Linked DNA regions of Homo sapiens: region 2 is linked to region 1. A link is an interaction called in ENCODE POLR2A ChIA-PET data of the cell type or tissue named here. Cell type or tissue: B cell. All regions are shown on one strand.

Evidence for each region. ChIA-PET counts read pairs that join two places held together with the same protein. Peaks named below come from ENCODE experiments on the same cell type or tissue, not always from the same donor. Only the 100,000 strongest peaks of a DNase experiment are listed, where the experiment ranks them.
Region 2: POLR2A ChIA-PET joins it to region 1 with 6 read pairs; 3 of 35 experiments call an interaction of 5 or more read pairs at or near these places.

What each region holds. Positions count from the first base shown.
Region 1 is chr3:46,184,480-46,189,479 of GRCh38, reverse strand. It overlaps LOC105377067 (a long non-coding RNA gene), which reads right to left. Exons shown (of 2, transcript XR_940805.3): 2 at 1-548. Among named protein-coding and RNA genes, the nearest start is that of CCR1, 21 kb to the left of the region's middle. RefSeq lists an enhancer at 1,802-1,941. In B cell, no CTCF peak of the experiment used is centred here; DNase peaks (open chromatin) are centred at 1,539 and 2,389; H3K4me3 peaks cover 1,243 bases; H3K27ac peaks cover 627 bases.
Region 2 is chr3:46,035,895-46,040,894 of GRCh38, reverse strand. It overlaps a transcript of XCR1 not described here. Among named protein-coding and RNA genes, the nearest start is that of XCR1, 11 kb to the right of the region's middle. In B cell, no CTCF peak of the experiment used is centred here; no DNase peak of the experiment used is centred here.

The DNA.
Region 1 (5,000 bases):
TAATGGAACTGTTTGGTATTTCTTTTGGCCCAGGTGCACTAAGAAGAGAGTACTGAGAAATTAAGGGCACCACACGCAGAGAAAGTTTGGGGACCCCTGAGCTGAGGGATTTATTTAGGAGTGAGATTATATGCAAAGTGAGAGCTGGCGGGCAAGTCTCTCCGGGCTGTCCCCTCTGCCTGCAGTGTTGAGTGGGAAGTCTCTTCAGGTCAGCCACTCCAGCAGTCAGGAAGGAACGCCAGCTGAGGATGTGAGCAAGGATCAGATGGCACCTGTAAGGACAAGCGAGATCCTACACGGAAACTACCCGCCTTGAGGACAAACAGGAGGTTCATCTGTCTCTCGCGGCATCCAGCCACTACCTCGCTAGGAATCTGCAGAGGAAGCTGCTGCATTCACCATGGAGGTTCACATGCGCCTGGCCCAGGACTTGTACTTCCAGAGGGGAGCATGGGAGCCGGAATCCAGTGGGTCCAGGTGCCGTCCTACGCCAAAGTGAGCCTGCAGATAGACTGCAGTGTGCACAAGCCACCACAGGGCCCCGGAACCTGCTGGCACATTCACAGCGTTACATTACAGCTGTTGCTCCATTCTCTCGTGAATCTCAAGTTAGTTATATAGATCCCCGGGCCTGTGCTAACCTGGAACCCTACTGACAGTGAGTTCTGGGAAATGTAGTTCCCGTTTAAACTGACATTGTATAAAGTCATCGCAAATGAGTGATGTTAATTTTCTTCTGTATGCTTTCAGTGCTATCTAACTGAAAAAAAAAATACATATATTTTTTTAGAGCAGGATCTCACTCTGTCATCCAGGCTGGAGTGCAGTGGTGACCACAGTTCACTGCGGTCTTGAACTCCTGGACCCAAGAGATCCACCCGCCTCAACCTCCTCAGTAGCTGGGACCACAGACCCATGTCACTACACCCAGCTAATACTTTATTTTTATCCTTTGTAGAGACAGGATCTTGCTTTGTTGCCCAGGCTGGTCTTGAACTCCTGGCCTCAAGGGATACTCCTGCCTTGGCCTCCCAAAGTGCTGGGATTACAGGCATGAGCCACCAGGCTGGCCTATCCAACTTTTAAAATGGCCACATCATAAGAAAAACTATTCTTTGTGAAAAGAAAGAAAGGAAGGAGAAAGGGCAAGAAGGAGAAGAAGTCTAATGGGGGGAAAGTTGGGGAAAGAGAGTGAGAAGGAGACAGAGAAAAGAAAAAGATGAGCAGTTGCTTCTTAGAAGAACACAGTGGGATGAACATTCCGGGGTAAGGGTGTGGAGTGAATGAAGGCCAGAAGCATGACTCTCTCTGGGACCTGCACAAAGGTTAGTATGACTCCCGTCATGTGCAGGGGAGCAGGAGTGAGAGGGGGAGCATGGGGCAGTGAGTGGGCTGACTGGGACATGGGGCCAGAGCAGGAGGCTGTGATGAGTCACTGAGCTTGAGTCTCCACTTCATGAGGTGACTCCCAATGCACACTCTGAGCACAGAGTTTAAAAAGCAGGTATTTGTAAGCCAGAAGTCCCTGTGTAAGCACTTTCACATCTCTCTGAGCCTCACTTTTCATAGTAATAGAAAGGGGTACTTTAAATAATGGTAATTATATTGAATAAAGGTCTTGCCAAATAGTGACAGTTGCTCAAAACCCTCTTATCCCCATACAACTTAGTGCCCTTTCTCCTCCAAATCCCCCATGGCTCACTGCTCTCCCAGATCCCAGGCCTCTGCTGCTTCCCATTTGTAACAATGTGGATAAAGCTATGTGGGCTCCACAGAGCTACAGATAGGCATCTAATAACTACTTATTAAAAATATCTATTGGCCAGGCATGGGGGCTCATGCCTATCATCTCAGCATTTTGAGAGCCCAAGAGTTTGAGACCAACTTGGGCAACATGGCAAAACCCTGTCTCTACAAAAAATACAAAAATGAGTCACTCATGGTGGTGCACACCTGTAGTCCCAGCTATTCAGGAGGCTGAGATGGGAGGATTGTTTGAGCCCTGGAGGTCGAGGCTGCAGTGCGCCATGATCACACCACTGCACTCCAGTGTGGGTGACAGAGTGAGACCCTCCCTCAAAAAAAAAAAAAAAGCATCTGATCCAAAGTGGCCCCCTAGTTTTATTTGCACTTCTTACAAGATTTCCTCGAAAGGAAGATCAGATATATTTATCTGAAACAGTGTCACACTCCAGTGATTTCTTTGCAGTACTCTTATGTACAAGACACTTTCAGGAAGCTGACACATTGTGGCCATTCACACTTGACTTCCACTGCCTGTCAAGACAACTATTTTCCTCCTCAGCATTTGCTTAATTCTATACTTGGTTCTTGAGAGGGAGAAAAAAAAGGGGGGGAAGTCACCTCTATAATTTAAATTTTGTATATGTGTTTTTGCAAAATTGCAGAAGTTCAAGCTGCTTTATACTCTATTTGTCAAAACTTGATTTTCTTTATCATTAAAAGGAAGCAAGGCTGGCGAGGGGGTTGTCTGAAAGTAAATGTGATAGACACTACTAAATGTGACCACAGAAAGGCTTCAAGGATGTTGCCCACAGCTGTGTTCCTAAGGAGAGAGAACTAGAAACTCCCTAGAGATACAGCATTCATTTATAGCGATGAATAAAATAGACTGTTTCTGCTTTTTGTTTCTTTTTTGCATCTTTTGTATATATTGAGGGTAAAAGAGAGAAAAACAAGAAGCAAACAAAAATAAAACAAAAACCCAGGAGATTGGTTAAATTGATTTAGTGATATGCTAGAGCCAGCTTGTAGCAATTCATAAGAATCAATGGTGTGACTTCTTCCCAACTCCATATGTTATGTCATGTAGTAGCTTTAAATTAAACACTGTTGGAATATTTACACAGGGAAATTGGCAAATACTACAAATCAGGGCTTTTTTAAAAGAGATGATTGTCAAATATTTACCAGGACCTCACTGTTTATAGTATGTTCATAAAATAAAATATTAAGCTATTATCATATTAACTTCTAGAAAAACATTTCATAATATAACTATGTGTATGCAAAAAAAATGACCTTGGACCCTCACCTCACACCATGCACAAAAATTAACTGAAAACAAATCATAGACTTAAATGTAAGAGTTGAAACAATTAAACTTTTAGAAGTAAACATAGAAGTAAATCTTTAGGACTTTGGGCCAGACAGATTTCTTTTAAAAATGTGATTTATAAATGAAAAAATTGATAAAATAGACCTCATCAAAATTGAAAACCTTGCACTTCAAAAGATACCATTAAGAAAATGGAAGGACAGGAAAAACACTGGGAGAAATATTTGCAAAACACATTTATGATAAAAAGCTGGTACCAGAATTTAGAGAGTGCTTGTATAACTCAATTGTAAAAAAACAATCAAAGATAGATGCATGCTCTCACTTATAAGTGGAAGCTAAATAATAAAAACACATGGACACAAAGAGGGGAACAACAGACACTGGGGCCTACTTGAAGGTGGAGGGTGGGAGGAGGGAAAAGTTCAGAAAAAAATACTTATCGGGTACTATGCTTAGTACCTGGGTGAGGAAACAATCTGTACACCAAACCCCTGTGATGACACGAGTTTACCTACATAACAAACCTGCACATGAACCCCAGAACCTAAAACAAAAGTTAAAAGAAAAAAAATAGCCATAAAGCCTCAATTACATGGAGGAATAATTTTTGATTTCTTTGAGGTATATTGCATAGCTTGGTGAATATAGTAAATAATAATATGTTGTACATTTCAAAATTGCTAAGAGAGTAAATTTCAAATTTTTTAACACAAAATGTAAGTACTTGAGGTGATGGATATGTTAATTAGCTTGATTTGATTATTCCACATTGTATTTATACATTATAACAAAACTTTGTGTACAACAATAGTTTGTCAATTTACAATTACAAAATAAAAATTAAAAATAATAAGCAAAAAATATTAACAGACATTTCACCAAAGAAGATACATGAAAGGCTAATAAAGTATGAAAAGATGCTCAACATCATTAGTCATTAGGGAAATGCAATTGCAAATTAAAGCCACAATGAGATGCCATTTCACACATACCAAAAGGGCTGTAATAAATGAGACACACAACAGCAAGTGTTAGGAAGGGTGTGGAGAAATTAAACCCTCATGCATTGCTGGTAGGGATAAAAAATGGTATAGCTGCTTTGGAAAACAATTTAGCATTTTCTCAAAATGTTAAATATAGAGGGTTCATCTGACCTAGCAATTCCATTTCTAGGGATATATCCAAGAGAAATGAAAACATATGTCCGTAAAAAAAATTGCACATGCTTACAACAACATTATTCATTGACATGGTTTGGTTCTGTGTCCCCACCCAAATCTCATCGCAAATTGTAATCCTCAAATGTGGGGAGGGAGGGACCTGGTGGGAGGTGATTGGATCATGGGGGTGGTTTCCCCCTGCAGTTCTCATGATAGTGAGTGAGTTCTCACAAGATTTGATGGGTTTAAAAGTGTTTGGCAGTTCCCCCCTTGTACTCTCTCTGCCTGCCACCAGGTAAGACTTGCCTTGGTTCCCCTCTTCCACCAGGATTGCAAGTTTCCTGAGGCCTCCCTAGACATGTGGAACTGTTAGTTAGTTAAATGTCTTCTGTTTATAAATTACCCAGTCTCAGGTAGTATCTTTATAGCAGCATGAGAACCAACTAACACATTCATAAAAGCCAAAAAGCAGAAACATAAATATCTATCAGATGGCAAATAAATAGACAAAATGTATACCCATACAATGGAATGCTATTGGGCAATAAAAAGGAGTGAATCACTAACACATGCTGTGTGATGAGTGAACCTCAAAGCAACTGCTGAGCAAAATAAGTCAGACACAAGAAACCACATGTTGTGTGATTCCATTTACATGAAACATCCAAAAAGAATACATTTATAGAGGCAGAAAGCAGATCAATAGTTGGCTGGAGCTGGGAACAGAGAATAACTGTAAATCGGTATTTATAGGTTTC
Region 2 (5,000 bases), 150 kb after region 1:
TAGCAATCTTTATGAACACATCAGCCTTTCAATTAGTGTCCTACAAATTTTCTCTCTAATCTAATTCTTCAGAGTTATCAGACACATGCATTCAAGAGTCCTTTTCATGAACTCTTCCAAAGAATCAAGCCCTAGACTGAAGCTGATTATAAGTCACTTTTTGAGGAGCATCAAGGCAAAATAACAATTACAGATGACAAAAGTCTTAGGAGCCATAGCCAAAGACACAGTTGACAAGGAAATTTGGTTATTTCTGTGGCATACAACAATTTAACATAATAATCGTAATTATTACTGACAACATATATTAAGACATATCAGAATTTCAGGAATATCATATAATCCTGGAACACACATTAGCAACATATCTATATAACTATAACCCAAAGAAAGTTAAATACCACTTCACATTTGACAATGCTTGCTGTATAATTCTAACTTATAAAATAAGCCTAATAAGCCTAATAGATCTCTCTTGGACTTCAGGGAATTTAACATCCAAAAAAGTTAGTTTGAGGTCAAAAAGACTGAATTTGGAACTTGAAATTTTGCTATTGTAAAGTCTGTCAAATATCAAAGGCTTACAACACTTAATATAACAAAATAGGATCACAAATTACTATAAAATAATCATTTATTTAGCCAAAATTATAATATAAAATGTTTACTCTTTGATAAAGAGGAGTCCGTTTCCTATACAGTAAGACCTAATAAAAAAGGCATGAGGTCAATAAACCTGTCTCCCTTCCTTTATTTTGTTCTTCTGTGGTTTTACTCAAAAGGTAAACAAAAGTCTCTTATTATCTCTTGCATGAAAATTGTGTTCAAAAGAGAAAACCATATTTTACCTTTGTATGGGGTATTATTAACGTTAAAGCTAACTTTAATAAAACCTTATAAACAAATCTAATTTTAATCAGTTTTACCATAAGGTAAGATTTCCATAAACCTTTTGTAACCTTTTATAATTTTCTATTGAAAAACAGATCAATGCTCCTAGAAAACCCTGTTATTCTGACACACTGGCCCAGACACTGGCCTTGCGTAAGTGTGATTTTGATATTGTTTAATTTATAGAAAAACTCTATACTAATCTTATCCCTCAAAATTGATCCTTGCAATATCATGGACCTACCTCTTCTACAATAGTCCCTGGGCCTAGAGGGATGGAATAGTTTTAATTTCTGAACCTGCGTCTTAGGAAAACCGTTCATTTTGATTGTCACCTTCTCTTGGGTCTGAAAATAAGGCTTCAAATGGTGTTAATGCTCAAGATTTTGCAGGGGTCAGTGCCTTTTTCAGACTCAGGAGTCAAAGGCCTGTAACTTAACAGCACAAGGATTACTTAATAGATTATTTATACTACAGAAAGTCCTATCATTCTAACATGTCACAAATTAAAACATTGTGATTTGGTGTCTAGGAGTGACTGCCTGCAGTACTTCAAACCACCGGATTAAAGTAGTTAGGTTACGCATTGCACATGTCTAATTGCTAGCATTCTAGTGACAGAACTATGGCTAAAAGCATTAAAAAATGTGATAGGTCCTATGCCAAACTTATCAAAGTAAGACAATTAACTTTCCATCATTAAAGAAATGGTAAATGCAAGTATCAGTTTTGCAAATTCAGTATGAGAATATCTCCTTTCACTTAAATACCGTACAACAAAACAAGAACAAAGTAAAGCACACAATAATTTCTTTTCAGCTATTTAAAAGAGCATCATCACACATTTCCAAGATTGGTTTCTAGATACAGTACTGACAGCTGATTAGGTAACTTTCACCACAAAAATCTTCAAACCAGTGAAACACTTGCACATATGTTGTTTTCAAGTACACACATGAGGACCCATCAGTGATAAATGGCTTTGGGTCAAAGATAACTGGAAAGTCTCACTTTTTTTTTTTTAACCACTTAATCAAAGTGAATATCACTTAATTGTAATTAATTTGAAAAAAATTCCAATCAATATAATTTACTTAAGGATAAGGCCAATCTTTCCTTAGCATTAAGTTTATAGCCGTATCACAGTTTTCCCTCATTACAGGAAAAGATGTAAAACCAACTCAAATTGTTGATTGAATTGAATTACCTTGGAAATTATTCTCACCTACTTTTTCCAGTAAAATAAATAGTATACTATTTCTGCTTAGAACTTGTAAAAATAAGTCTTGTATTTTTTGGCCAGGATCTTTAAATCTCTCATAGTTCTCAAGATCATCAGGGGTAAGCAAAACCAATCAAATGTTAAATGGCTGGTGTTTATTAATTTTTGGAGGCTTGACAAAGGTAGCCTAGGAATTCTGGATAAACAGAACAAATGATGACTCGTTAGAAATGCATAGGAAACAAAATGTCTATTCAAAGAACCAAATAAAAGCCTTCAATTGCAAACTAAAAACATCAATAGTTTTATAGAGATGTATACATAAGTAAAACCCAAAAGAGAATAAACAACAATAATTGAAAATTAGAAGCAAAAATAAACAGGAAACCAACCCCAAATTTTTATCCTACTCAGTTTACCTTGGAGGCTAAAGTGTTACCTAGAGGTTAAAAAAACACACACACGGCCAGGCACGGTGGTTCATGCCTGTAATCCCAGCACTTTGGGAGACCAAGCCTGGCAGATCACCTGAGGTCAGGAATTCCAGACAAGCCTGGCCAACATAGTGAAACCCCACCTCTCAGAAAAATACAAGGCATGGTGGCACGTGCCTGTAATCTCAGCTACTTGGGAGGCTGAGGCAGAAAAATTGCTTGAACCTGGGAGGCAGAGTTTGCAGTGAGCCAAGATTGCACCATTGCACTCCAGCCTGGGTGACAGAGCAAGACTCCCTCTCAAAAAAAAAAAAAAACAAAAAACAAACCCGTGCACACAACATATATTTTATTCCTGGTGCACAGATTAACGTCTTCAAGTCAACTGATAGCACTATACATTTTTTGAAATTAAGAAATTCATCTAGGTACATGACCCGTACAAGTACCTTAGTACCAGTACTATCTATGCAAAATAGCAAATATACTGTGAAGCAATGCAAGCATGTATGTGAAATTTGGCTCCATGCTAAATCTGGCTTCACAGTTAATTGTATTAAAAAAGAATTGCCAAACTGACAGTATATTTCTTTATAATATTTATTTTATCTTCATCAAAACTAAGAGCTTTAACTATGAGCAATGTTAATCAGTCAAATTTTTCCAATTTTCTATCAGGTTTTAAGGGATATTTTACTATCTAAACTTTTTCAACTTTCTATTTTCTCTGTGTGTGCATAAAGATAGAAACACAGAGAACCAGGAAAAAGCAACATATGACTTACATAGACCATCTATGATACTTTTGGACTTCTTATTTTGTCCTAAATTTTATTTTCTTTTTTAAATAACTAGTCATTTTATTTTAGGACAAAAATTCACCATACAAGATCTTTCTCATACAATATTTTTCTCTTTTCTTTATAACCTTTCTCACACAATATTTTTCTCTTTTCTTTATAACCTTTCTCACCAAAAATACGTTGTCACATTCATAACTTTCTTCATATCTCTCTCCCCTATTTACTGGTTCCTTTCTACCTTGTTTCATAAATAACATTTTCAAGTCCATAGTTTGAATTAACATTCAGATAACTCCTGAATTAGACAAAATTATTCTTTTTCTCACTAAGAACACACATTTTTGGGTAGCTTTTATATACAGAATTAATATAATTCTTATACTTAGTAACCCTAAATTTTAGTGAAATACTATGAGGCAAGAAACCCTCAACTGCCTACCAGATATTAGCATTTTATAAATGAGAACAATTCTATAATTTTTAGAAATATATTTCCCGATATCATAACCCTTCCTTAATTGGAAATGACTCAGGCATCCAATAAGCATTGAAAATAACTTTTAAGATTATAAGTTACACAAAAACTTCACCTATAGCACTTACTCACATTTTTTATTTATTTTTGGCAGTTTATCTCGATTACTTATGCATTATTTATTTCCTTGTTAACCATTTTATAACCTGTGAATATCAGGTGTTTACCTAAATAAGAACTTTAAGTTAACTACAAGGGCATTTTCACCAGTAACTCAGAAGATTCAGCTGTTTTCATTAAACCAATAACATTAAATTAGTCTTACTTATTAAAAAATTCCTACAAAGATCATTTTGTTCTGGCTAGGTTTATCATTTTATAACCTGTGCCAAACCCTGATACCTCAAAATATCTAGCAGAGACAAATATAAAGCCCAAACAAAAATATATGTTAACAATTCTTAAGACATTCCTATTTTTATTTTATTAATATTTTTAAAGCCAGTTCATTTATTAAAGATTTACTTAAGTCATGTGAACTTGAAAAATACTTTGGGCTTACTTAATTTATGAGTTCTGTTTTGTTTACAAGCCAATTTGTTAGACAAAAAGACATAGCATAATAAATGTACATACATAAACACATCTAGACATGCATATGCACACATACAAAGTCATTGGTTTACGTGGTTACACTTTATTTGCCCCATATGTAATCCAACATAGGGTGTGAACCAAAATTTTGGGTAAAGCAGTTTCCATAGCAGTTTGATTTTTAAAGGCCAAACCTCCTCAGACTCCAAGGAACACTGGGGCCAAACAGCACCACAGAAAACCACCTGGAACCTATTAACCAGGCCCAACCTGCTCAGAACAGCAACATAAAAGCCTGGATACAGGAAACTCCATCCCACTTTCTCATTCAACAGCAAACTCCGATTCCAAACAATATTGGGGACAAGCATTATTACAAAAGAATATCAGTTTATGTAATTCTAATTTCCCATGATACACACACAATCACCAAAACACAGTCTGACCACTGCAGCAATAAACAAGCCCCAAGAGTGTCCAAATTGAAACAGCCGGGGTCCTTCCTCTCTCCACTGGTTGGGCTTAATCAACCTGCAAACAAAAATTCCTTAGGAATTTCCCAAATTGAGAGGAGCACATCC